Linked DNA regions of Homo sapiens: all the other regions are linked to region 2. The links are chromatin contacts, found by Hi-C or POLR2A ChIA-PET in ENCODE. All regions are on one chromosome and are shown on one strand. The core of a region is the stretch at or near the end of the contact, and the rest is flanking DNA. Distances in the headings are between cores, read along the strand shown.

The links. A loop is a pair of places that touch in the nucleus more often than their neighbours do. ChIA-PET counts read pairs that join two places held with the same protein, here RNA polymerase II (POLR2A). Pooled maps may share reads with other maps.
Region 1: a loop to region 2 is called in a map of ascending aorta, with 2.3 times the contacts of the local background. The contact joins the enhancer-like site here to the promoter of SPAG6 in region 2. A Hi-C loop is called at or near these places in 1 of 168 maps with a recorded cell type or tissue (ascending aorta) and 7 of 50 pooled maps. POLR2A ChIA-PET finds 5 or more read pairs at or near these places in 1 of 52 experiments (BJ).
Region 3: a pooled map shows a loop between it and region 2 (2.4-fold over the local background). The contact joins the enhancer-like site here to the promoter of SPAG6 in region 2. A Hi-C loop is called at or near these places in 1 of 37 single-sample maps with no recorded cell type and 7 of 50 pooled maps. POLR2A ChIA-PET finds 5 or more read pairs at or near these places in 4 of 52 experiments (HepG2, MCF 10A, activated CD4-positive, alpha-beta T cell and 1 more).
Region 4: a pooled map shows a loop between it and region 2 (1.9-fold over the local background). The contact joins the enhancer-like site here to the promoter of SPAG6 in region 2. A Hi-C loop is called at or near these places in 8 of 50 pooled maps. POLR2A ChIA-PET finds 5 or more read pairs at or near these places in 5 of 52 experiments (MCF 10A, PC-3, activated CD4-positive, alpha-beta T cell and 2 more).

What each region holds. Positions count from the first base shown.
Region 1 is chr10:22,848,085-22,854,491 of GRCh38, forward strand. It overlaps LOC105376451 (a long non-coding RNA gene), which reads left to right and starts at 6,016. Exons shown (of 3, transcript XR_930749.3): 1 at 6,016-6,134. Within about 2 kb of position 1,552, at least 21 of the 41 ENCODE cell types and tissues checked have a DNase peak (open chromatin) inside an H3K27ac peak, as active enhancers do; they include ascending aorta, where a contact is called at or near this core.
Region 2 is chr10:22,343,429-22,350,718 of GRCh38, forward strand. It overlaps SPAG6 (sperm associated antigen 6), which reads left to right and starts at 2,068. Exons shown (of 11, transcript NM_012443.4): 1 at 2,068-2,208; 2 at 2,295-2,390. The coding sequence starts at 2,184. RefSeq lists enhancers at 1,917-2,136, 2,097-2,913.
Region 3 is chr10:22,678,790-22,685,567 of GRCh38, forward strand. All of the region lies in intron 1 of PIP4K2A (phosphatidylinositol-5-phosphate 4-kinase type 2 alpha), which reads right to left. Among named protein-coding and RNA genes, the nearest start is that of PIP4K2A, 32 kb to the right of the region's middle. RefSeq lists enhancers at 3,575-3,694, 4,435-4,654, 5,195-5,264. Within about 2 kb of position 3,547, at least 19 of the 41 ENCODE cell types and tissues checked have a DNase peak (open chromatin) inside an H3K27ac peak, as active enhancers do.
Region 4 is chr10:22,629,624-22,636,605 of GRCh38, forward strand. All of the region lies in intron 1 of PIP4K2A (phosphatidylinositol-5-phosphate 4-kinase type 2 alpha), which reads right to left. Among named protein-coding and RNA genes, the nearest start is that of PIP4K2A, 81 kb to the right of the region's middle. Within about 2 kb of position 2,293, at least 6 of the 41 ENCODE cell types and tissues checked have a DNase peak (open chromatin) inside an H3K27ac peak, as active enhancers do; they include endothelial cell of umbilical vein, where a contact is called at or near this core.

The DNA of each region.
Region 1 (6,407 bases), core at 302-2,801, 500 kb after region 2:
ACATTTTTTTCCTGAAGCCAATCTGTCCTATTAGTCAAGCAGCTCTTTTACTGAGTAGATGTCTACAGATAACATTACTTTAGAGCTGATGACGAGTATGATGCCCGTGCAGATATTTTTTGTTTGTCCTTAGAATGCCCTTTTGCTATTTCCATGGGAATGTGGTCATGCAATTAATTAGCCAATTTGAAAGTACTTCCTCTGACAAGCTAGCCACCTTTTTAGTAAGAGTGTAAATGAGCAATCCAAGGGACAGGTATTCAATTCACTAATTAATTTAAATGCAAAACCAAAGACTTCCAGGGATCATATTTCTTTCGTAAAGCAAATAGACATTTTATCATTAATAGTTACATTGTGGCCATTCATTTAATTGTAAATAGTGCCCAATATTAAGGGTAAATTCAAAAAACAACATTAGATATGAAATGCATTTGTATACTAGTGACTGAACATTTCCACCAATGGGTTTTCAGTGGCAATTTCCCCATGATATTATCAAAGAGATTTTGTTCTACAGTTTTAAGAGTGCTCTTGTATCTTTCTAAACCTCAAAAGAGAAAATATACGGTAGAATGCATCATGCATACTCATATCTTAGCCATATTGGTGGTTGACAAGAATGTCACTTGCCACTTAAGATGTCATCACACAGGAGGATAATGATTGCAACCTGTCCCCTCGCAAAGGAAGCATATCTGGGCTTGATAATATAGTCAAATAGATCCTATGTGATGGGAATTGAAGGCCACTGCAAAGCTCTCTGCCCCTAGAAGCGCCATTCCTACCGGCTTCCTATGGAACTGTCAGCCTCTCTATTTTGCCTTAAACACTTTTATGTGCATCATACTGTCCAATGAAACAGTAGTGACTGGTAAACTCTGCAAGTGGCATTGAATATATGGATCTGAAAGTCAGGATGGAGGTTCGAGTTGATGCTACCTATTCCAGATGAAAGACTTCCCAAGGAGGGTGGGCAAAGTGCAATGAGAAGATGTCAAGGTGGCGGCCTGAGGGATACTCATGTTCAGTGGCAAGAGGAAGAAGAGCCCGTGAAGGAAACGCACATAGATGGGCAGAGAGGGAGAGCACAGAGAGAGAAGAGGAGTGAATGGAACCACAAGAGGTAAGAAGCTGCTGGATCAGTGTTAGTGGTCCCAAGTGGGAAGTGGCTTGGGGTGGGGAGTGGAAGAAGGAGGAATAAGCTGGAATGTGTGGGTAGGCAGGGGACCTTAAGACCAATCCAAATGTTCTGCAAATGTTCTTAGGTCTGGGTCCGGGTCACCTTCACCAGAAGAACCTATTTCCCTTCCCAGGGGACAGACTCAGGAGGGTCTAGCCCACATACACAAACCAAGTTATATTTCAACTGGCAGAATCAGAGAAGCCTTCTCAGGAGGCATGGCCAGATGCCACGTTGCATGTGAGGTTAAATAGGAAATAACTCAGACTGCAAAGCCAAGTTTAGAATCAGAAAAACAACTAATCAGAGCAACAGCAGTGAGAACAATCTGTCCCGGAGCTGGAGCAGAGGCTGCCGGGCTCTGACAGTCACAGGCGCCGCCCTGCACAATGCAGCCATTATGACTGCCCGGCACCAACGTGGCTGAGCTCCAACCACAAGCCCTTTCATCCTGGAAGGTCTCTGTTAGGAAGCAGAGTCTGGTAAGTAGAGAGAAGTAGAAGTTTAAACGCAAATCAGTGAGTGAAAAAAAGGGAGAGAAATCAAAAGGTCCAAACTGAAAACCCAAATATTTCCTTAATTTCAAATTCTACAGTAAGTGGAGTAATATTATAAAATATTAGGGAACTCTGAAACAAAACTGCCATGCAAACAGAATATTTGCATATTTTGTCATCTAAGAGGGAGACGAGCATATCATAAATCATAAAAAATGATTTATGATATGCTACTTATACAGCAAAGAGTTTATTTTATTTTGAAATGGAGTCTCACTCTGTCGCCTAGACTGGAGTGTGTAGTGGTGTGATCTCAGCTGCAGCCTCCACCTCCCGGGTTCAAGTGATTCTCCTGCCTCATTCTCCCGAGCAGCTTGGATTACAGGCACCCGACACCATGCCTGGCTAATTTTTGTATTTTTAGTAGAGATGGGGGTTTCACCATGTTGGCCAGGATGGTCTCGAACTCCTAACCTCAGGTGATCCACCCGCCTCGGCCTCCCAAAGTGCTGGGATTACAGGTGTGAGCCACTGCACCTGGCCAAGAGTTGATTTTAAAGAATGGTATCCTCTCCTATGAACTAAGTTATAGGTTACATGATAAATTAATCAATATTTCTATAGAGATACACAAAGACATAATACTGATCATTTATTCATTTGTTCCTTTAACAAAAGTTGATTGATTGCCTACTTTGTGCTTGACATTTTGTCATGTGCTAGGCAGACAATAAGGAACCAGGCCCTTACAGGGTCCCTATGCTCACAGGGCAGCATTCCTTAGCAAGGGGAGAAAGACATCAGTCAAATAATCATACTAATAGTTGTAAAACTGAAGCCATATTGAAGGATATTTTATAGTAGGGAGACTTTCTAACTGCACCAGACCAATCTGGCTCAACTTTTACATAACAAAGTTGTGAGTTGTTTCTCTATTGCCAAGAGCCCCCGAGGTTGAAGCTTATGTAACCTGACCATGCCCAAGTGTGCAACCACAAGAACCTAAATGCTCAGCCTGAGGAGCAGAGACTGAATTAAGAAGCAGACACTGCACCAGGCACGGTGGCTTACATGTGTAATCCCAGCACTTTGGGAGGCTGAGGTGGGCGGATCATGAGATCAGGAGTTTGAGACCATCCTGGCCAATACAAAAATTAGCCAGGCATGGTGGTGCTCGCCTGTAGTCACAGCTACTCAGGAGGCTGAGGCAGAAGAATCGCTTGAACCCAGGAGGCGGAGGTTGCAGTGAGCCTAGATCGTGCCACTGCACTCCAGCCTGGGCAACAGAGCAAGACTCTATCTCAAAAAAAAAAAGCAGCAGCAGGCACCGCATGGCAGAATCCAGGATCCAACCAGATTGAGTGCGGTCATCACCTCATGGCAGGATCCAATCAGCTCATGCCTCCTGGCATCACCTCATTGTGAGATCCAATCAGATCACACCTCATTACCCTATGCTTATAAAACCTGCCTCAGCACCTAGCTCCAGGAGACAAACTTGAGCATTTCCTCCTGTCTCCTTGTGAGTTAAATGACAATAAAGCTTTTCTTTTCTCAAAAGCTGGTGCCATCATATTGGCCTCTGTGTGCATCAGGCAGCAAGCCCATTGATTGCGTGGCAACAATTTGACAATCAGAGCCACAAGAGAAGTCTTTGCTAGAAAACTGACATTTCCAAATAGAGGGAACAACACGAGACAGGTCCTGTGGCATGAAGAAGCATGACCTAAACGGCCACCAAGGGCATCTATCTCAGGAAATAGCAGGATAAAGAATTTTCTCTTTATTCTTAGAGCAATGGAAGCTGTTGAATAGTTTTAGCAGAAGAGCTGCGTTCTCAGAATTATGTTTCTAAAAGATCACTCTGGCTTCTGAGTGGAGGAGAAGGGTAAAGTATGGTTACAGGATGAGTAGTGTGGTGGTCTAAGCTGTGGCAGGAAGAAGCAACTGACATTATACAGGCTGGGACTGATGGTTGCCTGGGTTAGTGTGGAGATGGATTTGAGAGGTATTTAGGAGGTAAAATGAGCAGGACAAGGTGTTAGAATCAATAGTGGGTGAGAGAGACAGGGAGGTTATGGATGATGCCTAGATACCTGGCTTGTAGAACAGGAAAGATGGTAGTATCTTGTGCTGAAATAAGAGAGGTAGAAGAAGAGCATGGATTGGAAGGTGGGAAGATGCGTGATTTAGGTAGGAACTTTTGCTGTGCCTTTGTGATGTCTGCATGGAGATGACAGGTTGACAGGTGGACAGATGGGTCGGAGGCGCCGATGGAATGTCTGGTCTAGAGATATGCATTTGTGAGTCATCTGTGCAAGTTTGTCATTGCTAAGAATGCCTAAGAAAAGCACGTGGAGTGAGGAAAAGTTCTGGCATAACATGGTGGATATTTAATGGCCAGGTTTGTACAAAGGAAATGGGGTAGCCAGAGAGATGAGGGCAAGACAAAAAAGTCCTGCACCACCAGAGCCTGGCAAAGAGTGTTCTGAACAATCCCAGAGTCCTTCTGTTACAGCTTCAATGTTCTTTGTGTTGTAGATGGCAAAGTTTCTGCTGAGTTTGAGGAAGAAGGGGCAGATGCGTGTGTTTGTGTGTGCATGTGGTGTGAGAGTGGCTGTCACCAAAGGAGGGGAGAAGCTCTGTAGAAGTTTTGATGGAAAGTAGGAGAGTGAGTTAATCAAAATATGTAGTAAGAGGGTCCATCTGAGATTCATTTTTTTTTTTTTTTTTGAGACAGGGTCTCACTCTGTTGCCCAGGCTGGAGTGCAGTAGTGCAATCTGGGCTCACTGCAACTAATGCCTCCCAAGTTCAAGCGATTCTCCTGCCTCAGCCTCCTGAGTAGCTGGGATTACAGGCATGCTGCACCAGCATGCCCATCTAATTTTTGTATTTTTAATAGAGACAGGGTTTCACCATGTTGGCCAGGCTGGTCTCAAACTCCTGACCTCAAGTGATCAGCCCACCTCAGCCTCTCAAAGTTCTGGGATTACAGGCATAAGCCACCGCACTCGGCCCTGAGATTCATTTTTATGCATTTACAATAAAGCCAGTCTGCTCCATTGCGTGCCTTTCTTCAGAAGAGTTCAGCTGCTGGGGGTTGGAATGCAAATAGCTGGATTCATTAGGGGTGAGAGTTTGCCAGAAGAGGGAAACAAACAAAAAAAGCTCAAAGGGCAAGGGAATATAGAGTATTGGCAAAAGGGCTATCAACTTGCTGAACCCTTGGCATCTGCCAGATGAGGAGGATGTGCAGACGGGACAAGGTCAAGGCACTGAGAGACTGAGGATGGAGCTGCAAGCCTGAAATCCTGATGGGGCTGAGGAATGGCCTCAGTGGAAGGAGCTGAGTCAGCCAGGGCAAGGGGAAGTAGTGATGCTCAGAGGACATTTGCTTCAGTGACTCTGCAAGTGGGGGACTGGGGAGTGACAGGAAGACCCAATGTGTGTGCACTAGGATGGATGATTTGAGTGGAGTGGAAGAGCTATTGCAGATGAGAACTTGAGGAATCAGAGGCCATTTGGTACAGCGGAACGCCATGTGTTTGTTGAATTTATTGGGCAGGATGGTGGGACTTTGAGTCCACATGCTAAGACTTTGACAAATGGCTGGGAAGGGAGTGACCAGGAATTGGCTAGAAGAAAATAACAGGAAGGAGTGGTTGAGCTGAAAACCACGAAGTCCAAAAAAGCAAGAATTTTTGCAAGAGGGAACAATAGTAGTGGATGCAAGTGGAACAAGGAGCAAAGACGATGGCAGCCCACCTCCATAATAGGGTGCATGTGAGAGAGAAAGGCATTCCCGGGCAATTGGAAGGAGTGTCTTCTGAGAAGAGACAGCTTTCGGCTGACGCAAGATGCATGAAGGAAGCTCAGGAAGAGCAGAGGAGGTGGGAGAGTTTCTCTGATGGCAGAGGGGAAGGGGTTGGGAGGCAACTCGGTGCCTAGAAGTGCAGCATTCTTGTTACAAACACAGACAGGAGAATATGGTAGTCCCCTCTTATCCTCATGAGATGTGTTCCAAGACCCCCATTGGATGCCTGAAACCATGGATGGTACCAGATCCTATAGATATTGTTTTTTCCTATACCTACATACCTATGATACAGTTTAATTGATAAAGTAGGCACAGTAAGAGATTAATAACAGTAACTCATAATAAGATAGAATGATTCTAAAAATATACTGCAGTAAAAGTTGTGGGAATGTGGTCTCTCTCTCCAAATATTTTACTGTTCTGTGCTCACCCTTCTTGTGATGATGTGGGATACCACAATGCCTTTGTGATGAGATGCAGTGAGGTAAATGATACAGACATTGTGACGTAGGGTTGGGCTACTATTGACTTTCTGACGATTAGGAGGACCATCTGCTTCAGGTGAACCTGGATCATCGAACCATAATTGATGGCAGTGACTGAATGTCAGGAGCAGATGCTATTGATGACTAATGGGTGGGTAGTACAATGTGGATCCACTGGACAAAGGGATGATTCATGTCCCAGGTGGGATGGGGCGGGACAATTCAAGATTTTATCACCCTTCTCAGAATGCTACCCAGTTTAAAACTTATAATTTGTTTCTTTCTGGAATTTTCTGTTTAATATTTTTGGACTGTGGTTGACCTCGGGTAACTGAAACCACAAAAAGTAAAGCTGTAGATAAGGGAGGACACTATAACAAACTGTAGACCAGGAAGAAGAAAGATGCCTGAAAAATAATAATGG
Region 2 (7,290 bases), core at 818-3,317:
GAATAGTATTTTGTTTTAGAGTTAGTACATTGAAAAATGGGTCAGAAAATACAGATTGGTTTTCTTGTCAGTAAAAGTAATCTGCCATATTTTATGCTTGAATTACTAATAATTTCACTTATATGCATATTGTAATCACTCTGTGTTACATACATTTCTCCATTTAGTTTTTAAGATTTTTTTAAGAAGGAACCTAAAATAAAGAGCAAAGATCAAGCTTCTTTAATATGTCCAATTTCAGATATGAAGTAGGCATCCTATATTATGTTTTATCAGGAATAATACAATTTAACTAAAAGATATTGTTAATAACAGATACTCAGACTCTAAAGTAATTTACATAGCTTTTGAACGTATGTTTTCAAAGAACTTAGTAGCATCCCATACTGTGTTATGTTTATAGGTTTAGACCTCTCCCCCTCTATTGAGCTCTTAACACTTTTAAAATGGAAAACAAATAGTAAAGCAGTTGCTAAAAATGGCAGTTGGAGTAGCTTAAGAGTTTGAATTGTTTGTTTAAGGACTGAAACCAAATATAAAAACTTTTAAGGGGATTTTTTTTCATCATTCAACAAGGAACTGAAAATTACAAGGCTTATTTGCAATCTTAATTATTTACTCAATCTGTTTCCTCCCACGTCTCTAAATGGGAACGCATAACTTTAATTTTAAAGGACATATTCCCATAGGGAAATATAGATATCACTGTAAAACTTACGACTTTGAATTAAGTAAAAAGATTGTGGCCATCACTGGCTTTTGAGCTGCAGAAGCAGAAGACATGTACCTGCCCTTCGGGGGTATTAGGGACCCGACTAAACACACTTATTCTTCTCTCTGATTGCTGGACCATTCCCCAACTATTTGGAGCTCCACAAAGTATCAGGACTTCATCAAGAGCTCAGTGAAGGGTGAGATCTCAAAGATAAATATAGAGGACTCATTCCAAATATAGAACCAGTTAAGTTTGCATGCTCCCTTCTGTTGAAGAAATATCAAGGGGTTTCCTGTCTTGGCACTACTTAGCAGCAGCTGCGGCTATGTATCCACTTGACATCTGGTGAAATTGTAGTTTTTGATGGAGGAACATTTAAAGTTGACAACTGTCATTGAAACAACTGGTATATAGTTTTCAAAGACAAGCTAGAAACCAGTAATAGACTAAGTACTTCAATTTTGTTAAAAGAAACTGGGTAAAGGGTTCAAGTTATATAAGATAGGGAAGTCTGGTTTTCCAGGTAAAGGTTCTCTCTCTTTTTCTGTTGGAGATGTCATTCATCAACATAACGAAGCCTAAATTTAAAAGACTAAGACAAAATATTTACAAATCACATAAAAGTGAGGAAACAGCAAAATTAGTAGTCATTAGGAGAAAGCCAGGGAAGACAGGACATTCATCACATCCTTTCCTCATCTGCTTTCCTCACTGAGTCTCTGAGTGCTCATTAAATGCTTTCAATACAGTGTAATTAAGTGTGTGAACATGGTTGTCATGCTCCTCCAGGAATCTTGAAACCAGGAATGCCAGGTATATAACAGCGGGTTACAAAAGAAAACACGGATTCCTAAATCAGTGTTTTACTGTCAGTGCAGTGTTAAATGTCAATGCAACACTTAAGTTGCATTGACATTCATGTGTTGATCGGATTGTACAATGTGACGTGTGAGATTTCTCGGGACCGTCGAAGCTCAGACAACTCCAGGGCTGCAATTTACTCGTCTGGCTGCCCTCGAACCAGGCTCCCTTGGCGCGTGGGGCTCTCCCGGCGCTTGGTCCCGACCCGCGCCGCAGTCAGGATACCACGGCAATCTGGGGTCGCTTTGTAAGGAGCTCCGACCTCCGGGCAGTGCAGGGATACTCGACGGCGCGCGATGTCCCGGCGGCTCCGCGAGCCTGGCGCGCTGAGAGCCCCAGCAGTCCGAGTCCTCGAGCTCGGGCGTCTTCGCGCCGCCGCCCCGCTCAGTGCGCCCAGGCACCGCGGCCGTGACGTCACGCCCGGGACTGGCCGTTGCAGCAAGACGGCCGCGTTCCGGTTCCGGTAGGTTGCCCGGGAGACGCGGGTACACAGAGAAGCGGCTCCCGTCGGAGGCCGAGTCGTCGCCACGATCGCCCCCTTGGTGGACTCGCAGGCCGAGCGGCTTCCCCGCAGAGCTCGAGGAGGGCAGACGGCGGCGGGGGCGCCATGAGTCAGAGGCAGGTGCTGCAAGGTAGGGCCGAGGCGGGCAGGTGCCCTAACTAGCTGGCGCCGAGGAGACCCGGGTGCGGTGGGCTCCACCGACTCTCTCTCCCGCAGTGTTCGAGCAATACCAGAAGGCCAGGACCCAGTTCGTGCAGATGGTGGCGGAGCTGGCGACTAGACCCCAAAACATCGAGACGCTGCAGAACGCGGGTGAGCCCGGAGCCCGAACCCCCGTCGCCCCCCGCGCACTGAGTCCCCGACGCCTCCGCCCCGCTGCCCTGCCCGTGGAGCTCTTGGGGAGCCGCAGTGTGGGGACCGGAGTTCGCAAAAGCATCCATTCTTTTCAGCGGGTCTTTGGGGGTCAGGCCGAGAGGGTGAAGCTTCCAGATGGTTGTGGGAGGTGCGCGTTGTCCCTGTTTCCATCTTCATTGCACACAGGCAAGTGTCAGGTTGAAAGTCGAGGCCCTAGGAATTGCCTGGAGTCATTTTACGTGAATGGGACTCTACCCTAATGAGACCCATTTTATCCAAGTGCCATTTTGCATGCCACCCTGCCTTTGATCACCTTCGACTTCCTCACAGCAAAGCAATTCCAGTGGTTTAGACGTGATTTCTCGTCTTGCTTTAGTGAAAGGGGAATGATATGCTTGAATCTTTTCCAAGAAATTCCAAGTAGGTAGAGACCAGACTTTGCGAAATCCTTATGGCGCGTTCCTTCTACTCCTCAGTCCGGACTCTTGCAGATGTGAGAGGGGGAGAGAGGGGGAGAGGGAGGGAGAGAGATCTTCTTATCTCATAACATAAACTGATAAGAGAAAATGGTTCTTCTTCTTCTTCTTCTTCTTCTTCTTCTTCTTCTTCTTCTTCTTCTTCTTCTTCTTCTTCTTCTTTCTTCTTCTTCTTCCTCTTCTTCTTCTTCTTTTCTTCTTTCTTCTTTCTTCTTCTTTTTTTTTGGATGATTCTACCACCATCTGAACTGTAAGGTAGCATTTTATCACTACTGTGTCATGAGAAATCTTCAGTTTATAGGATGTGATCTTTAAAACTAACACATAATTTAAACAATTAACATGTTGACAGCAAGAATACTTAAGTGTAATGATTACTCTGGGTTTCTTTGAGGGGAATTACTACTGCACCTATGTGATACTTCGTTTTGTCACTAGGATTTTTGGCATTTATTCCTTGTGTGTTTTTATTGGGGGGCATGTATTTACAATAAAGTATATTTTATAATCTTCTAAACGCATTTTAGTTTGAAATAATTGTAGATTCACAACTGTAAGGGATAATACAGAGAGATCCCGTGTACCCTTTTCTCAGTTTCCCCAATGGTAACATTTTTCAAAACTGTAGTGCAATATCACAAGGAGGACATTGACATTGATAAAAATTCGTTGATCTTATATAGGTTTCCTCCTTTTAATTGTTCGTGTGTGTGTGTGTTTTGTCCTATAGAATTTTATTCCGTGCGTATCCACCACCAGCACAGTCAAGATACAGAACACTTTCATTGTCACAAGGATCCTCTCTCTTGCCCTTTTATAGCCACACACACCTCCTGCTATCCCTAACCCTGGACAACCACTAATCTCTTCTCCATTTCTAAAATTTTGTCATTTCAGAATTGATAATCCTTTGTTCTATAGTTGTTTTATATGGGTTGATTTTCTGTATTCTGTGTGTGTGTATGCACCCGTACTCCTCCAAGTACCCAGAACAATACTGGGCACACAGTATTTCATATACACAGACTAACACAGACTAAGGTATTAGAACATGTTACATTTTAGAAGTGTATTTAAAAGTAATTTTAAAGTGTAAACTTTTAAAGTTTTTTCTCTCAGTCCCTCTCAATGACCTTTGTGAATGGACATTTACTACTTAACAAAGATTTAGTTTCTGGACAATATGAATATAGCCAAACTAAAACTTTTAAAATGGGAAAATAATTGATATTATTTTCAAATTTTAATACTGAGATGTTAAAGTATACATAACTTTTAAGATACGGAGTATCATGTTTTAGTGAGTAGTGGCAGGTTAGCTCCTCCCATAAGAGTGCAATGTAGACTTCACAATGGAACTTAATCCAAATTGACTGTATAAGTGGCTTAGATATAAGATTCTACACTTATGGTCTGGCTTAGGAAAGATGAATACGAAAGGAATATAACTTTATGTTTTGAAATTCTCTGCACTTGACTAATATCTGGGTAGCATGCTAAAATGTTTCTTTTCCTGAGGGACTTATTTTTAACAAATTTCATGTTATCGAGATTCAATTCAAGCATTCCTTTAGCAATTTTAAATACAGACATAATGAATATTCAATGTATTTATTCTTTTGATTAAAAAAGAACCTGTAAACTTTGTTATGAAAACTTTTCTTTCTTTCTTTGAGACAGAGTCTTGCTCTGTTGCCAGGCTAGAGTGCAGTGGCATGATCTCGGCTCACTACAACCTCCGCCTCCCAGGTTCAAGCGATTCTCCTGCCTCAGCCTCCTGAGTAGCTGAGACTACAGGTGTGCGCCACCATGCCCAGCTAATTTTTGTACTTTTAGTAGAGACGGGGTTCCAGCATGTTGGCCAGGATGGTCTCGATCACTTGACCTTGTGATCCACCCGCCTTGGCCTCCCAAAGCACTGGGATTGCGCCCGGCCAGTTTTCTTTCTTAATAGTCAGTTTACTTAACCATTCAAATGATTTGTTCTTTTAAAAAATTACAATTTTAAAAAAGGGCTTTAGAATGAGCCTCAGTATGTGTAAATCAATTATACATTATGGTCAAACTTTTTTTCAGTCAAATGCCTTCATTTGGTAGCTTCAGATACCAATGCATATTACTCCTGACTTTGACATACTGTCTACATACCTGGAAGATTTTGTTTGTTTTCTCATTTTTCCCTCCAATATGCTAAGTAAATATATATCATGGATCCAAGATAATGTAAAAAATATTTTCCATATGGGTATCATGATCAAACCAGTAATTCCCTTGTTAAGAATTTTTGAATTTATTCTATGTGAAAGGAATATTAAAGGTGAAAATTGTCAATGGAGTTTTTATTTCATTTTAAGTCTCCAATCTTTTTTATTGTGTTTTTTATACACTAATAAGAGAATTTGCTTTATTAAATATGTCCAAAGTAATTGCCAAAGCAGACAAAGTATGTTGCAAGATCTTTTCTTCAGAGTTATTTGGAAAAGATTAAGTTTGATTTCCTTCTTTTTTGTTTTCGAGACAGGGTTTCACTCTGTCGCCCAGACTGGAGTGCAGTGGTGCTATCTCAGCTCAATGCAACCTCTGCCTCCCAGGCTCAAGTGATTCTCCTGCCTCAGCCTCCTGAGTAGCTGGGATTATAGGTGCGTACCACCACACCTGGCTAATTTTTGTTTTGTTTTGTTTTGTTTTTTTAATAGAGAAGGGTTTTCACCATGTTTAGCCAGGCTGGTCTCGAACTCCTGACCTCAAAGGATCCACCCGCCTCAGCCTCCCAAAGTGCTGGGATTAAAGGCCTGAGCCGCCACGCCTGGGTAGTAAGTTTGATTTCTAAACAAAATTATTACTAGAAAGAACGGTGTACAAAGCATCTATAACCTTGAGGTGTTTTTTTTTTTCCTCACTGAGGTTTTATTCCTCTAAATTAAAAGAACTCATATGAACAATTAAAAAGTTTAATGTCTGTTATAAAATTTCTTTATGTACTCTCAAATTCTATATGTTTGAACCATTACCTCTTGCAGCTATTTAAAAACAAATTTTGATACTTCCCGTCTGAATAATTAGTAACACATGACTGTAATAGTAGAGATAATACATTGTTACTTCTACCAATTGTAAAATTTCAGCAATTGGAGGTGTTTTGTTAGTTATAAAATATAAGAAACATGTTTTGTGGCTTACTGGAACACCAGGCCACTTTTAGTTCTGTTTAGGAGGTCTTTTGAAATACACTAATAGAAGCTCCAAGAAAATGACTTTTAAACTTAGCTATATAAAATACACTTTTCCTGAACCAGCTATTTATATAAGTGGGGTAAAGTTTAAAATATTACTCAAAATTTTACATATTACAACCTATAGTAGAACATAGCAAATCAGTAGTTATGCACATTTTCAGAAGAGTAGGAATAAATAAGTTTGCGTAACACTTTAAATGTGCACCTGTATGAAGCTAATTTTCAGATTGAGGCAACTTAATGGGTTCAGAATTCAAGAAAATAAGTCAAATATGCTGTTGACATAAAGTGATTTTAGATTACATGTATCTGGAGCAGGGTAAAAGCTCCAGATTAACTATCTAGTACCTCTTAATATGCTATGAGAAGGAAAAGCCCTGAGTAAGCATTTATCATGTATTTAAGACATACCTTGATATGTACATGTGCTATGATCCTCTTACAAACCTGCTGTTTCAAAGGATATTGAAACTGAAAAGAAAATTAACAAAGCAACTACAAAAAATTTAACCAATCATGCTATTTAAATTTGACTTTTTTTTTTTTTGGTATAGAAGGAGTCTTAGCAGTTGTGAATATGAACGATAATGAACTCAAAACACTGACTTCTTCTTAAAAGATAGGGATAGAGAGGTTTGCTACATATGCTTAAGTGGAAAATATGCCAAGGAGCTATACACATTCTGTCTTTGTATATGCACCAAACAATAAGTTCTAAAAACAAAAGCTTAGTCAGAATTTTATTCTGTGTTCCAAACCACTGTTCCTACATGGACATTGATCTGTTTTGTTAGCTGAGCATTGGTACATAGTAGAAAATAATAGAGTCAGGGTTAGGCTCTAATTGTTTCCTTAGAAAAAAAATGGACAATTAAAAAAAACTAAGCTGTAGATGAGCCTATAAGAAGGCTTACAAATAGCAAATTTCATAGGTTAAATTTTACAGATTAAAGTTTTGATATTTTCAAAAGTTTTTGAAAAGTTATTTAGGTATGCCATAATCCTACTTTACATTCGAATGAGGTTTCAGGACCTTTGCACTTCTGCCTGAAATCTTTCCCTATACTTATTTGACTAACTAATTTCTACTCAGTCTTTATGGCTCTGTTTTGGTGTTGATGCCTCAAGGAAATCTTGCCTGAGCCC
Region 3 (6,778 bases), core at 2,297-4,796, 340 kb after region 2:
TTTGTGGCAAAACCCAAAAAACTGGAAATAGGTTATGTCTATCAATAGGAAATGGTTGAATACATTAAGGTCTACTTATACCTAGAGTATTAGACAGCTATGAAAAAGAATGTGTTCCCTATGTATTGTCCTTGAAGGATCTGCCTTTTTAAAAATACAGCAGAATGAGCTATAAAGTGTAAGATAAATGAATAAAATAACATTTAAAAAATTCTCTAAAATCTTTGTGACTTGTGTTAGGCAATGGTTTCTTGGATGTGACACCAACGGCAGAAGCAACAAACTAGAGGAAGTGGACTATATCAAAATTTACACCTAATGCTGCAAACAATACTATCAAAGTGAAAAGAAAACTAATAAAATGAGAGAAAATATTTGCAAATCTGACAAGTGACTTTTACTCAAAATATATACAGAACTCTTACAATTCAATAAAAAGACAACCTAATTAAAAAATGGGCAAAATATCTGAATAGCTATTTCTCCAGAAGATACAAAAATGGCCAATAAGTATATGGATACCTCCTCAATATCATCAGTCCTTTGGAACATGTGAATCAAAACCACAATGAGATACTACTCTTTCATACCTACTAGGATGGCTATAAGAAGAAGGACAGACAATATCAAGTATTGGCATGGATGCAGTGAAATTAGAAACTTCATACATTGCTAGTAAGAATGTAAAATTATACAGTTGCTTTGGCCATTCCTCAGAAAATTAAACACAGAGGTACCATATAACCCAACAATTTCACTACTAGGTATGTACCCAGGAAAAATAAAAACATGGGTCCACACAAAAACTTCTACACAAATGTTCATAGCAGCATTATTCGTAATAGCCAAAACATGAACACAATCCAAAGGTCCATTAATGGGTGAAAGGATAAACAAAATGTGGTCTATCCACACAATAGAATATGCCTTGACCCCCATAAAAAGGAATTAAGTATTGTTACAAGGTACAATGTGGATGAACCTTGGAAACCTTATGCCAAATGAACAAAGCCAGTCACAAAAGCCCACATACAAATCTACAGAGACAGGAAGCAGATTAGTGGTTGCCTAGGGCTGGGGGTAGGGGTTGGGGGAAATAAGGTTTAGGTTTCTTTTAGAGAGGATGAAAATGTTCTAAGATTAGATTGAGAATGGTTATACAACCCCTATATTTAAATAGTATATAAAAATATATACATTTTAGTAAATATACTAAAAAGCAATGAATTGCATATTCTAAATGGTATTTGAATTGTACACTTTATATCATATGTGAATTATATCTCAATAAAGCTGTCTTTAAAAAGGATTCCTTTAAAAAAAAATACTCTAGCAAACCTAGAAACAAAAAATGAAGACCATGCACTACTTTTGAATTATGTGGATTTTTAAATCCACTTAAATGGGCTGCTGTGGTCATTAAAAATTATGTTTTTGAAATATGCTTGTTTACTACACGAATAAAGCAGAGTACAAAACTATAAATAAATTTTATAAAACAAGAATATATTTTTAAAGAAAAGGCTGGTATTAATCGTGATTATCTTTAGATGGCCGAATTATGAGTAATTTAAATATTGTGCTTTAGAATTTTCTATCCTTTTCTAAATCTTCTCCAATAAGCATGCATTGTTTTTATAATCATAAAAATAGCATTTAATGTCTTAGATGAGCCACACGTACCAGGAACTCAAGTGGCAGAAGGATTTAACTACATTCTTTACTAACATCCTGGATGAGAGGGTATTTTCCCTCTGTCATGAATGACAATAAAAAGGCTAGCATACATCCCTAGTCCTTTTCAGTTAAGTAACACTGCGTAAAAAACACCCCAAAACTTCATGGCTTAAAACCACTGCCATTTTATTGGCTCATAATGACATGGGTCAAGAACTCAAGGAGGCTCAACATTGTGTTCCTGCGACAGCTCAGCGAGGGCTGGTGATCCAAGGTGACCCTACACATGTATTGAGGTCTTGGTGATGTTGTTCAAAGAGTGAAGGACATGCCATCCCAAAATATGCCGGATTTTTATATTGATTAGTGTGAGCTGAAAACACTGAAAAAGTTGTAGATTCCAACTTGACCCCAACAAGCCAGGTGACCTGGGTCTTCCTGCATGTAGCAAGCCACAAAGATTCCTTTGGGAGGGGCCCCTCACCTATTCAGGCGAGAAAATAGCCCTTATCCCAGAGACTAGGGTTTGGAAGATGCAACTAACCTGAATAAGGAAATTTCTGGAAGTAGCCCTTATCTTCTACCTGTTTTATACTCCCCATGTATCCTCCCAGTGACTCCCCTAGAAATGTACTGCCCCAGATTTTTTCTTGTCATTTCTTCTCAAATGTATCGTTCTCAGCATAAAAGTGTCTTGCTTTGGCCAATTCCTTTGGATTTCACTCTTTTAAAGATTCCCAGGTGCAAGTAACACTAAGAAAATTTGTATTCCTTTCTCCTATTAATCTGCCTGATGTCAACCTGACTTCTAGATCCAGCTGAAGAGCCCACTAAGAGCTAAAGGGAGGTTGGAGGGGACCTCTGTCTCCCCTACACTGTCAGCTAGGCCTTCTGAGCCACCTGGCTTCTCAAGACCTGGCTTCTCAGCCAGACACAGTGGCTCATGCCTGTAATCCCATCACCTTGAGAGGCCCAGGCAGGAGGACTGTTTAAGTTTCAGAGTTTGAGACCAGCCTTGGCAACACAGTGAGACCTTGTCTCTTCAAAAAATTTTAAAAATTAGCCAGGTGTGGTGGCATGCACCTGTGGTCCCACATACTCAAGAGGCTGAGGTAGGAGGATGCCTTGAGCCTGGGGGGTAGAGGCTGCATTGAGCCATGATGGCGCCACTGTACTCTAGCCTGTGTGACAGAGCAAGACCCTATTTCTAAAAAAAAATAAAATAAATAAAATTAAATTAAAATTAAAAAATAAAACGCAGGAAAAGAGGTGAAAACTCCTAATTTCAGCTACCAGCAATATTTTACTGTAGCAGAAACTGACTAACTTTCCCTGCAAGGGTTAGACAGTAAATAATTCTAGGCTCTGCGGGCCACACAGTCTCTGTCACAATGACTCACCTCTGCTGTTTGAGCAGCTACAAACTGGCAAACAAATGAGTGTGGCTCTGTTCCAATCAAACTTATCTACAGACACTGAAATTTGAATTTCATAGAATTTTCACATTATGAAATACTTTTTTAGAAAACCATTTTTTTTTTTGTACATACGTAAAAACTATCCTTAGTTCGTGGCCACACAAAAACAAGCAGCGGGCCAGATCTGGCCCACAAGCCATAGTCTGCCAACTCCTGTGCTATAGTTAATTCAAGATATAAAAATGCTCAAAGAGGAGTACTCTGTTGCATACCTTATCCACAAATCCACACACCATCCCTGTGTAGAGAGCACACAACCCTTAGCTACTGAATTTTTCACTGTCCTCAAACTGTTCTACTTAAGAGCCAAAGTTACTTTTCATTAAACTTTTCTCAGTATTTCAACTACTGTTTCTTTTTAACCTAGCAACTATCAGGCCTACTCATTTCCTCTGCCAGGAGGCAATGGTAGCCCTCAAACCTCAAGTATGCACACCTTGCCTTTATTTTCTAGAAAAGGCCAGCAATCTAAAAATTAGGAAACCACCCTGTTCTGATCATGCTATTCCTAATATAGTGTTTTATTTTACTGATAAAACAAAGCATTGCTGACTTACAAATTATTGGACAGTAACAGTGTCCATGAACCTAAAAAAAAAGTGCCATCAACTTGACACTTGAGAGTTTAGCTAACAAAGTACACAAAGAACAAACCACATGGTTGGTGCTCCGTGGTGGGGGTGGCAGAAGCAGGAACCCGCTGACAAGCACATCACAGGCCCTCCAAAACCTCAGAGTATCTGTTCTTCCATTAAACCTGCCTCACTTGTGAATTCCTCCAGACTGAGCCAGTCTGAACTTGGCTCCTAGACTCTCTACTCAGGGAGGGAGAACTAGAACCTGAGGTTAGTCAGGTTCACACACCACATTAACCCTTGCTGGGAACACTTGGTAATTGCAACAGGATCTGAAGAGACACAGATGGTCCAGTCATCTTTACATATGCATCATTTGCGTCTGAAAATCCTGGCACTACCCATGACCTTGGGAATGAACAATGTGCGGTCATCTACCATGTCACCTGCTGTCTTCTTTACAACAAGACTGATCTTTCAGATCCTTCTTTATTTTTGCGTAGCTGAGGCCATTTCTGAAGCCAAAAAGAAAAGAAAAAGAAAAACAACAACAACAACAACAACAACAAAAACAGCTGACACGACAGTACAGTATAAATAAAAATGAAGAAACTTTATGTTGGATCAAGCTGATAAATTACTGTTCAACCAGCAGCCTCTCTAGCAAGGGCAGCTATCTGAGCTGAAGACACCTGGACTGCTCTCTGACTCAACTCTTATGAGTTCTGCTCATACCACCGAGTCAAGGCTTTAACAGTATTTGCATTTGCCGTTTTTCACTGTGATCTTAAGTCACAGTTTTTCACAGTGATCCTAAGTCTTCCATGCTGTGGTACAGACCCCAAGTTTTCGCAACTCAGAGGTGGGCCAAGTGCAAGGGGACCTGAGTCAGAGCCAGGTTTGATCCTGACCGCAGAGCTGACAGTGTGGACTTAGCCGAGTCACTTACTCTGATCTGTTTGCTCATCTGTCAAATGTGAATAATGACTTGTCCCCAGCCTTCTCCTCAGTGCTGGGTACAGGTCAGGTGAGATGACAAAGGTGAAACTGCTTTGTCAACTGTCGAAAACAAGTTATTTTCTTCTTCCATTAACTTTCCCCCTCAAGCAGCAACTGCTTTCTTCTGTTCCCTTCTGCAGGGTTTGATAAAGAAGTCTGTTGAGCACGTGTTTATCATGGTTTTTAATCACAGCTTCATCTTTCCAGACTGCAGCGTCCCTCCTGACTGTAATTTCTTCTCATGGTTTGGTACCTCTTTCAGTCGCCCCTCCCTTAGCCTTTCCCAGTCTCTCTTGTAGCTTTCCTACCAAGCAGTTCACACACACACACACACACACACACACACACACACACACAATTCAAAGTGTGTCAGATCTTGAAATATTTTCTTTATATCTCTCCTGGAATCGCCCAGCGCTTCCTTGCCCGGAACGTTCCTGGCTACAATAAGCACCACATCGGCCAAATACCCATTAGAAACTGAATGATTCCTATCTGAAATACTCACAAGAAGCCTGGAGCCCATTACTTTGTGTGTAGAATGTAGTCTTTTTCCCCCCCTTAAATGCATTACCTCACATCTGTCTGTATTACAATTTAGTATGCCAACTTCCCCACTCACAGTTTCAGGCCTGTGGCAAACCATCTTTCAGTTTATTTTCCCCACTGGCTTGCTGTTTTATGACTTAAAAATACTTGAGAGCAAAATGTAAATTTAGGCAATCTCAAAGACATTACTGATTGGGTCGTTTTAATTAAAAACCAGCATTAGTATCTGTGGTACTAACAGTTAATACTAGGTACGCTTTGTCTGAATCCCTTATTTTTTCTTTGATTGCCACTGCCTCTACTTCTTTTGCCAAAGAAAGTTGTTTAAAAAACTTTTAAGCTTATATTCCTTCTGCCAAAAGCTAACACACAATGTGTTTTATCATTATTCTTTGTAATGCGCTTGTTTCATTATACTGTTTCTTATACATATATGTTCATAATTTTTAAAAATATACCTATTGGCTTTCCTTGTCCTCTTAAAAATATTCCCTACCTCAAACAAAACATTCTATTAGTGAAACATAATTTGTCTATCAGAAAACCTGACACACCTTCCAATGTCCAGTATCAGCTCGAGCTCCCTGGCATCAAAACAATCCCTGGTCTATAGGATGCCACCCACTAAAAATCTTTCCAGTGTCTCAGGCATATGGCAAAGTGGCCATTTGTAAATTACCCTGGAGTTCCTTGAACACTTCTGTGAAAATGCACAGCCCATGACTGTTGCTTCCCAGCATGTCACCGCCCTGCCAAGTCATCTGAAGTTGTGCTTTGGTGGGTCCTTATAGCACTGCTTATGGACATCTTGTCCACAGCTGTCCGATACACAGCTGCTTCACTTTTGTGTTCCTGACCATTTCGGCAAGTGTCCAGCTAGTAAAACAGGGTGCTAGTAAGGGTTATTTTTACACCTGTGGAACCCGTGCAATAACAGAAACCGCATTACTGGTGACACTCTTGTCATTTAATTTCAACCACAGTAGATCTGCCATGTATATATTTTTTCAAGAAGTCTAATGTTTACATTTTCAATAGGACTTTGATTCTGAAAATGGTTCTGCTTGAATTGAGTATTTAAAGTTATGAGATAAGAAGTACAACTTATAATTACACAGCATAAGAGATTATATCCAGATAATTTTTAAAAGGAGTTTAAGAGTCCCAGTGTATACTCTTCAACTGATTTTATTAAACAATGTTTTGGACATTTAGCATCAAGTCATACTATTAATGAATCATAATACTAAAAAATTTCAGAAGAGAGGCGAATCATTAAGACAATTTTCCTTGTGAAATTTTGGTCATGACAGAATCAAAATCTCAGGGTTAAGAAAGTGAAAAGGGTTGGGCACAGTGGCTTGCACCTGTGATCCCAGCTCTTTGGGAGGCTGAGGCAGGAGGATCACTTGATGCCAGGAGTTCAAGACAGGCCTGATCAACAAAGTGACACCCATTTTCTATAAAAAACAAACAAACAAACAAAAACTTTAAAAATTC
Region 4 (6,982 bases), core at 1,043-3,542, 290 kb after region 2:
GAGGAGGTAGAGCTAACCCCATCAGAACTTTAGGAAATGTCATTTTCCTAACTTGTTGACTAAATTAGCTAAATCAGTTTCACTAGTTTTCTCTTACCCTTTTTAACACTCTAGAGGAAATATATTTCCTATTCCAACCAAAGACAACCCAGTCTTTGCTGTAGTTTTTGTTTTTATTAGCACATGTAGATACATGATACATGTGATAATAAAAGTGTTCAATTCTAAAGAAGGAGTGAGCAGGGGAGCCCTCCTTTCTATAAGATGTCTTCAAAACAGGATTAAGAAAAAAAGATATTTTACTTTCACTAGATGACAAAAGGAAGCGGTATTAGATGTTCTCCAAAAATGTCTTTGGTTGACTGGACTAGCTACAAGATGCTCTCTGTATTTCTCAAGAAGTTTCCATCTGACTCCAAAAGCACACCCAAGGCCAGGCGCAGTAGCTCATGCTTGTAATCCCAGCATGTTGGGAAGGCCAAGGAGGGAAGACGCTTAAGGTCAGGAGTTTTAACACCAGCCTGTGAAACACAGGGCGACTTCATGACTACAAAAAAAAAAAAAAAGCCAGGTATGGTGGCATGCACTTGTGGTCCCAGTTATTTGGAGGGCTGGGGTTTCATATCAAACAGCCTTTTTGTTTGATATGAAGCTGGTAATGATACAATGCCATTTCCTCCACCTAATTTCCATAATGATTTACACTGTCCCTGATGATCACCATAACAGTTTAATCATGTGGTTTATATTTTTTCCTCTAGCCCTATGTTTTAAAGATTGTTTCAAGTGCTCTGCTTTGTAGCTATTCAGAATATAAGTAGCTACTTAGATGTTAAAATACAGAATTACTAGATGACTGTTAAAAACATGACTAGATAGGAATCATCTTTCTTATACATGAAATGGGGATTTTTACAACGAAAACTGCTTTCCCTTGTAGATGTGAATCCACCAAGTCAGCAGGTTCTAGAACTGCTGTATTTATCTGCCTTACAGCAGTGACCCAACCGTTCTGTTTTTAGACATTAGCAAATATATGATTATCAGCAAAACTTCAGAATGAGCCACAAAGGGTAACAAACTCAAAAACTTGAGCAACAGCAGAATTCATATTCTGTTAAGTTTTGGTTTCAAAATCCCCAACAGTCCTCTAAAGCTGGGACAGGATATGCAAATTGCAGGGATGACTCACCATCTATCAATTACTACAACATACTTGGGTTCTGGGTCCTCTCACCTTCCATCATCATCCACCCAATTAAGCCAGCAGACTCAGGCAAGGTTTGACACATCAATTCTCTTATTCTTCTTACAAGACTAAATACTAATGGACAGGAACATGGCAACAGGGACAAGAGAGTAGGTAGGAACTAAAATGACAGCTTCTCGCGATCAGGAGCCAAGTCATGCACCCTGCCCAGAAAGCAGCACAACAGGCCACACACGGTATACTAACACACCACAGGATACGACGTTCAGTTTTACTTTGTATTGATGGTCAATACAGAGTTTCTTTGCTTTAGCAATAATCCCTCTTCCAAATATTTTTTAATAACCTTTTTGTAAATAGTGATAATAACAGACTGTAACTGTCATGGGCTCAATGTTTTTGTCTCCCCCAAATTCCTACAATGCAACCCTAACCTCGAGTGTGACTTTGTTTGGAGATGGGGCCCTTAGGAGGTATTTAAGGCTAAATGAGTTCATCAGGGTGGGCCCTGATCTGATGGAATTAATGTCCTTTTAAGTACAGACACCAAAGAGCTCAATGCCCCCATCCCCAGCCCAGGCCCACCATGTGAGGACAGGGGCAGAAGGTGGTCATCTGCAGGCCAGAAAGAGACCCCTCACCAGAAACCGAACCCTGTCAGAACCCTGATCTTGAACTTTCCAGCTTCCAGAACTGGGAGATAATAAGTATCTGTTATTTAAGCCGTCCAACTGATGGCATTTTGGTGGTGGGTCTAAGCAGACTAATACAGTAGCCATAGAATAAGAATCTATGATTTCACGTTCTATGGAAGAAGAGGAAACTCTTCCTTACAGTACAATTTCAACTATGTAGAAGGAATAATGAAAATTAAAAAATCAGCAATTTGCAAATACCACAGTAATAACTGTTACACATTAAGAATCAGCAATAAATGTTCAATTTTTTTGAGCAAAAGTATGCTGAGAAACAGGATATTTACACAATCTCTAAGTATCTCCCACAACATACTTAAGAACAAAGGGAAACAACAGTGACTTAACAGTGGAGAGAGCTGACACTGACATCACCGTAACCAACTGACCAGAGTCAACAGCTTCAGTGATGAGATCAGTGGACATCACGCGCCTTCTGATACGTGCGCTGAGATGGACACAACACTAACGCTCTGGTATTCTCGTGAAAACTGCATAATGAATGTAATCATTAGGAAGCAAGCTCTCGGTGAGAGCCATTCTACAAAATAACCAGTCTTCATGAAAAGTGTAAAGGTCATGATAGACAAAGACAGGAAATAGTCCAGATTAAAGGAGACTAAGAGACATGACAACCAAATGCATCAGGTGATCCTGGACAAGAAAGAAAACAAAAGTGGAATGAGTGCGGAAATGTAAATAAGAGCTTTCTATTATTACGCAGTCATCTTGTATCAGTGTTAGTTTCCTCATATTCATAACTGTACTATTTGTTATATAAGATGTTAGCATCTGGGTGAAGGCCATATGGGAGTTCTTTGTATTATTTTTGCTACATTTTTATGTCTGAAATTGTTTCAAAATGAAAATAAAAACAAACATTAAAATGGTATTTTTAGTATAGTATGTACAACATTGTTTTTCTCCCTAATAATCTGCACCATCCTTACTAAAGTTGACAAGTTGGTGTTAGCTGGATTTGTCATTTTTATGCCACAAAATGCACCTTACATACAATTAATTGGAGTATTTCTCTCACACCCCACTGGGATAAGCAATGTCATCTGCTCTATTCCATGTGCAAGAAGCATGACCTCCGGTGTAGGCCACCAGGCACACTCATATCCCTGGCACCTAGCTCAGTGCCCCTTCATTGTTATTTTTTAATTTTACTCCATGACCTGCTGAACCAGCTAAGAATCTCTAGAGCTTATTTTGAAATAAAAATTATGGGGAAAAAAGGTAGGGGGAAATAGGACATAATATATTCTTGACTCTCTTACATTATCAAATTTGATGGATAATTTCCAATCAAAAGAAAAAAATATCTTACTTGTAGGAAGCGGTTGAGTTTCATATTTTGTTTTATATTCTTTGGTTTTCTATTTGTATGGCCCCTTTTCATCCTCAACATTCATCATTTCAAAAAATGGCCCATAACAATACATCACTAAGGCTAACTTTTATTTAAGGCTTAGTATACATCGGGTATCTGCTAACCACCCCAATAGCCTCCCATGTAACCACCTTAACCCTGTGAAATGGGCACAACTATTACACAGCCCCCCTCTTTACAGTAGGAAAGCAGAGGCTGAGTTAAGTGATGGCTCAAGGTCACAGAGACCTTTGCATGGCGCAGGGGATTCAGATCTGGGCAACACAGCTCCAGAACCTGGGCTCTTGGCCATGGCTCTCAACTGCCTCTTGTTTTATAAACACATAAATAAATGAAAGGGACATAATTTTTTAAAAGAAAAAGAAAAACCTGCTCAACTACTTAAAGTAGCCGGAGGGAAAGCTGCTTACGAGGTAGATGGGAGCTAGATTAAACAAACACACAGCCTTTCTGTAGAACACACTCACTTTCTGTAAGTCTATGCGATCCTCTGCTCTTTTTATTTTACCCACTTACCCACAGTAAAAATACCTTCATGGAAAAAAATCCCAACTTTGTCCCAGCTACCAGTAAGGAGAGGGAAAAAATATAATTATCTTCATCATTCAGGATAGGCTGGAACTTTGGGGTGCTCCTTGGAGCCAGGAGCAAAGGGTACAGGCAGGGGAGGGGACCTTGGGGCAAGAAACCCAGGTCAAAGGGATCCGAGACATGGCAGGCGCTGAGTCCTTCTCACCCGGACCGTCATTCCTTCTCGCCACACCCAGAGCTGTCTGCAATATGTTCCAAAAATGCTTCACACAACTGGTCACCAAGGAAACAATAAATGCTAAACACTCGCATGTAGTTTTGTTTTCTCGGATCTTTGCCCCAGTATGGAGGCAACTGGGCATAAGCAAGCGGGAGGCCAAGCAAGCGAATTCACAGGTAGAAAAGTGAGTGTCGGCTTCTCAAGGCATCTCAGATGCAGTGCTAGGAGCGTGGAGCTGCTGTGAGGAAAAACGGAGTCCACAACAGTGCCTGGCTCAGGCACTTCACTGTCATTGTCATCACTGTCCCCAGAGGGCTGCCCCAGAGTAGACGCTTAATAGATCTTTGCTGACTTTTATTGAAAACAAAATGTAGTTAAATCAAAATATGATTATGGGACTTAGAGTCACTATGAACATGAACTCAACATAGAACCTGCAGCTGATATTTCACAGAGCAGCTGAGAGGCAATGCCACCCTGAGCACCTGTGAAAACTGTGTCCACAAATCACAGAAGAGACCAAAGAGCCCAGCCAAAGAGGACGGGACAGAACAGAAGTGGCCTTGCCTGTTTCATTACTGCTGGCCAATCTAAAACTATCATGCATCACACCTTTTGCTATAGGAAACTGTAATGTCTTGCTCTGGTGTATCACCTTCCTTTCCTATGGTACTTCTTGTTTATTTTCAAGTTTGTTTCCTTTAGCGGTTACAGATTTGGGGGAACATTTAGACACTTGCTGACAAGGCTGTTCCAACAACTTTAGAACGCTGTATCCGTTTTGGCCGAGTTCTTTGCAGCAATATTATACCATATTCTGCATATGTTACTGTTAACCTGTTTGGCATTTACTCGCTTGTTTCTTATAATAGGATCTTTTATAAGTCCAAATTTAGAAAACCAATTAAGAGGTTATTATTCACATTAGAAATGGAGACTGCCTTAAAGAAGGATGCACTTATGTATTCCTGTCCAAGGTCCAATTCTTCTCTCTTTCTCTCTCTCCCTCTCCATAGCAGAGGTGTAAAGTGTTTTAGGAAGCATACATTTTTTTTAATCTATAGAGAAACCATTTAGGAGGGAGCATACACAACTATGACATAAAGCATAAATCATCTCTAATGTCACCAAATACTTACTGACCTTTACTAGGCTGTAAAATGTCTCCCCTGTCAAGTTTCATCTTAAGTAACCACTAACCTTAGTGGCTTGTGTCCCCAAAGAAAATTTCCAATTTCTATAAAACCTGGGTCTTAGGAGATAATGACTGCACTTTAACTGGGATTTCAAAGATGTAATCTACATCTTTTAGAGATCTATATAGTAACAGAAGACTACGATGGGGTGGAGAGAGTCATAGGTGAGCAACAGAAACAGTGAGGTGAGTATGAGAAGTGCAGCACATTTGGGGGAGGGAGGGAGGCAGAGGTGAAGCACGACAGATTTGGGGGGCAGTGACACTATTCTGTATCATACTATTAATATAATGGTGGGTATGTATCATTATACACTTGCCAAAACCCACAGAATGTACAACACAGAGAGAACCCTAATGTCAACTGTGAACTGTGGTTGACAATGAAATGTTATGGCAGGTTCATCGAATGTAACAACCGTCCTGCTCTGGTGCCAACTGGGATGTCAGTGGTGGGGAGGCTGAATGTGTGTGTCTGGAAGGGCTTTGTGGGAGCTCTCTGCACAGTTCTCTCAATTTGTTGTGAACCTAAAACTTCTGTAAAAAAATAATGTCCATTTTAAATAAAAAGAAAAGTTGCTAACAGCACAAAAGGCTGTGATAGTATTGAGAGGGAAGAGACTGTTACCCACTGAGTTTGTCTGAGGAGGAGGAAATGTTGGAGCCAGACCCTGAAGGAGGGAAAACACTTGGATTTGGATTCTTATTCAAGAGAGCATGTCATTACACCCAGAAAATGGCTGAAGAACTTAAAAGGCCCAAACTGATGGGGATCTTCAGTGCCAGGCCGAGTTCTGTGGGCAGCGAGGAAGCATGGAAAGTTATGAGCCGGGGGGTTCTATGACGAGGACCCTCTAAGGAGCTCAGTGTGTGGAATATAATTTGAAGCAAGGATGAGGACTGGAGGCCAGAATCACAATGCAGGACCAAGCAACAGGTGCTAGGAATGCTTAAGAGGTTTCACGCCCTTGAGAGTGGAAGAGTGGTGAAGCCATTACCAAAAACAGGAAACGCAGAAAGAGAAGTCGACTTAGGGTACGTAGAAGATGCATTATTTTGGTTTGTCCACAGATTATTCATGTGGAGATGTTTAACATGCAGCCACAAATGTGGTTCTGAGGCTGAAAACATTTAGAAGTAATCGGCAAAGAGATTTTATTTAAAGCTTTAGGAAAAGCGTAGCTATAGGAATTGATAACGCCACAAAGGGATTCAGAGAGAAAAAAATTGTGAAAATCTTCAGGAAGAGGACTCCACAATGGAGTCTTGAAAAGGAACTGGAGAAAGAACCAGAAGGAACAGGAAACGTTCTCTCCTGGCCATACTCAGGGAAGTACAGACACCCACCTCTGTCACCACAACTGATTTATTTTTCAAATTTATTTATTTTTAGTTTTTAAAGACAGGGTCTCATTCTGTCACCCAGGCTGGAGTGCAGTGGTATGACCACAGCTCACTGCCGCCTCAACGTCCCAGGCTCAAGGGATCCTCCCACCTCAGCCCCTTGAGTGGCTGGGACTACAGGTGTGTGCCACTACACCCAGCTAATTAAAACAAACAAACAAAAAACACTGTAGAGACAAGGTCTCACTATGTTCTCTAGGCTGGTCTTGAACTTCTGGCCTCAAGCGATTCTCCTGCCTCAGCCTCCCCAAAGTGGTAGGATTATAGGCATGAGCTGCCATACACAGTCAAAACTTATTATGCACTCACCTCATTCGCTGTAGGGGTGTAG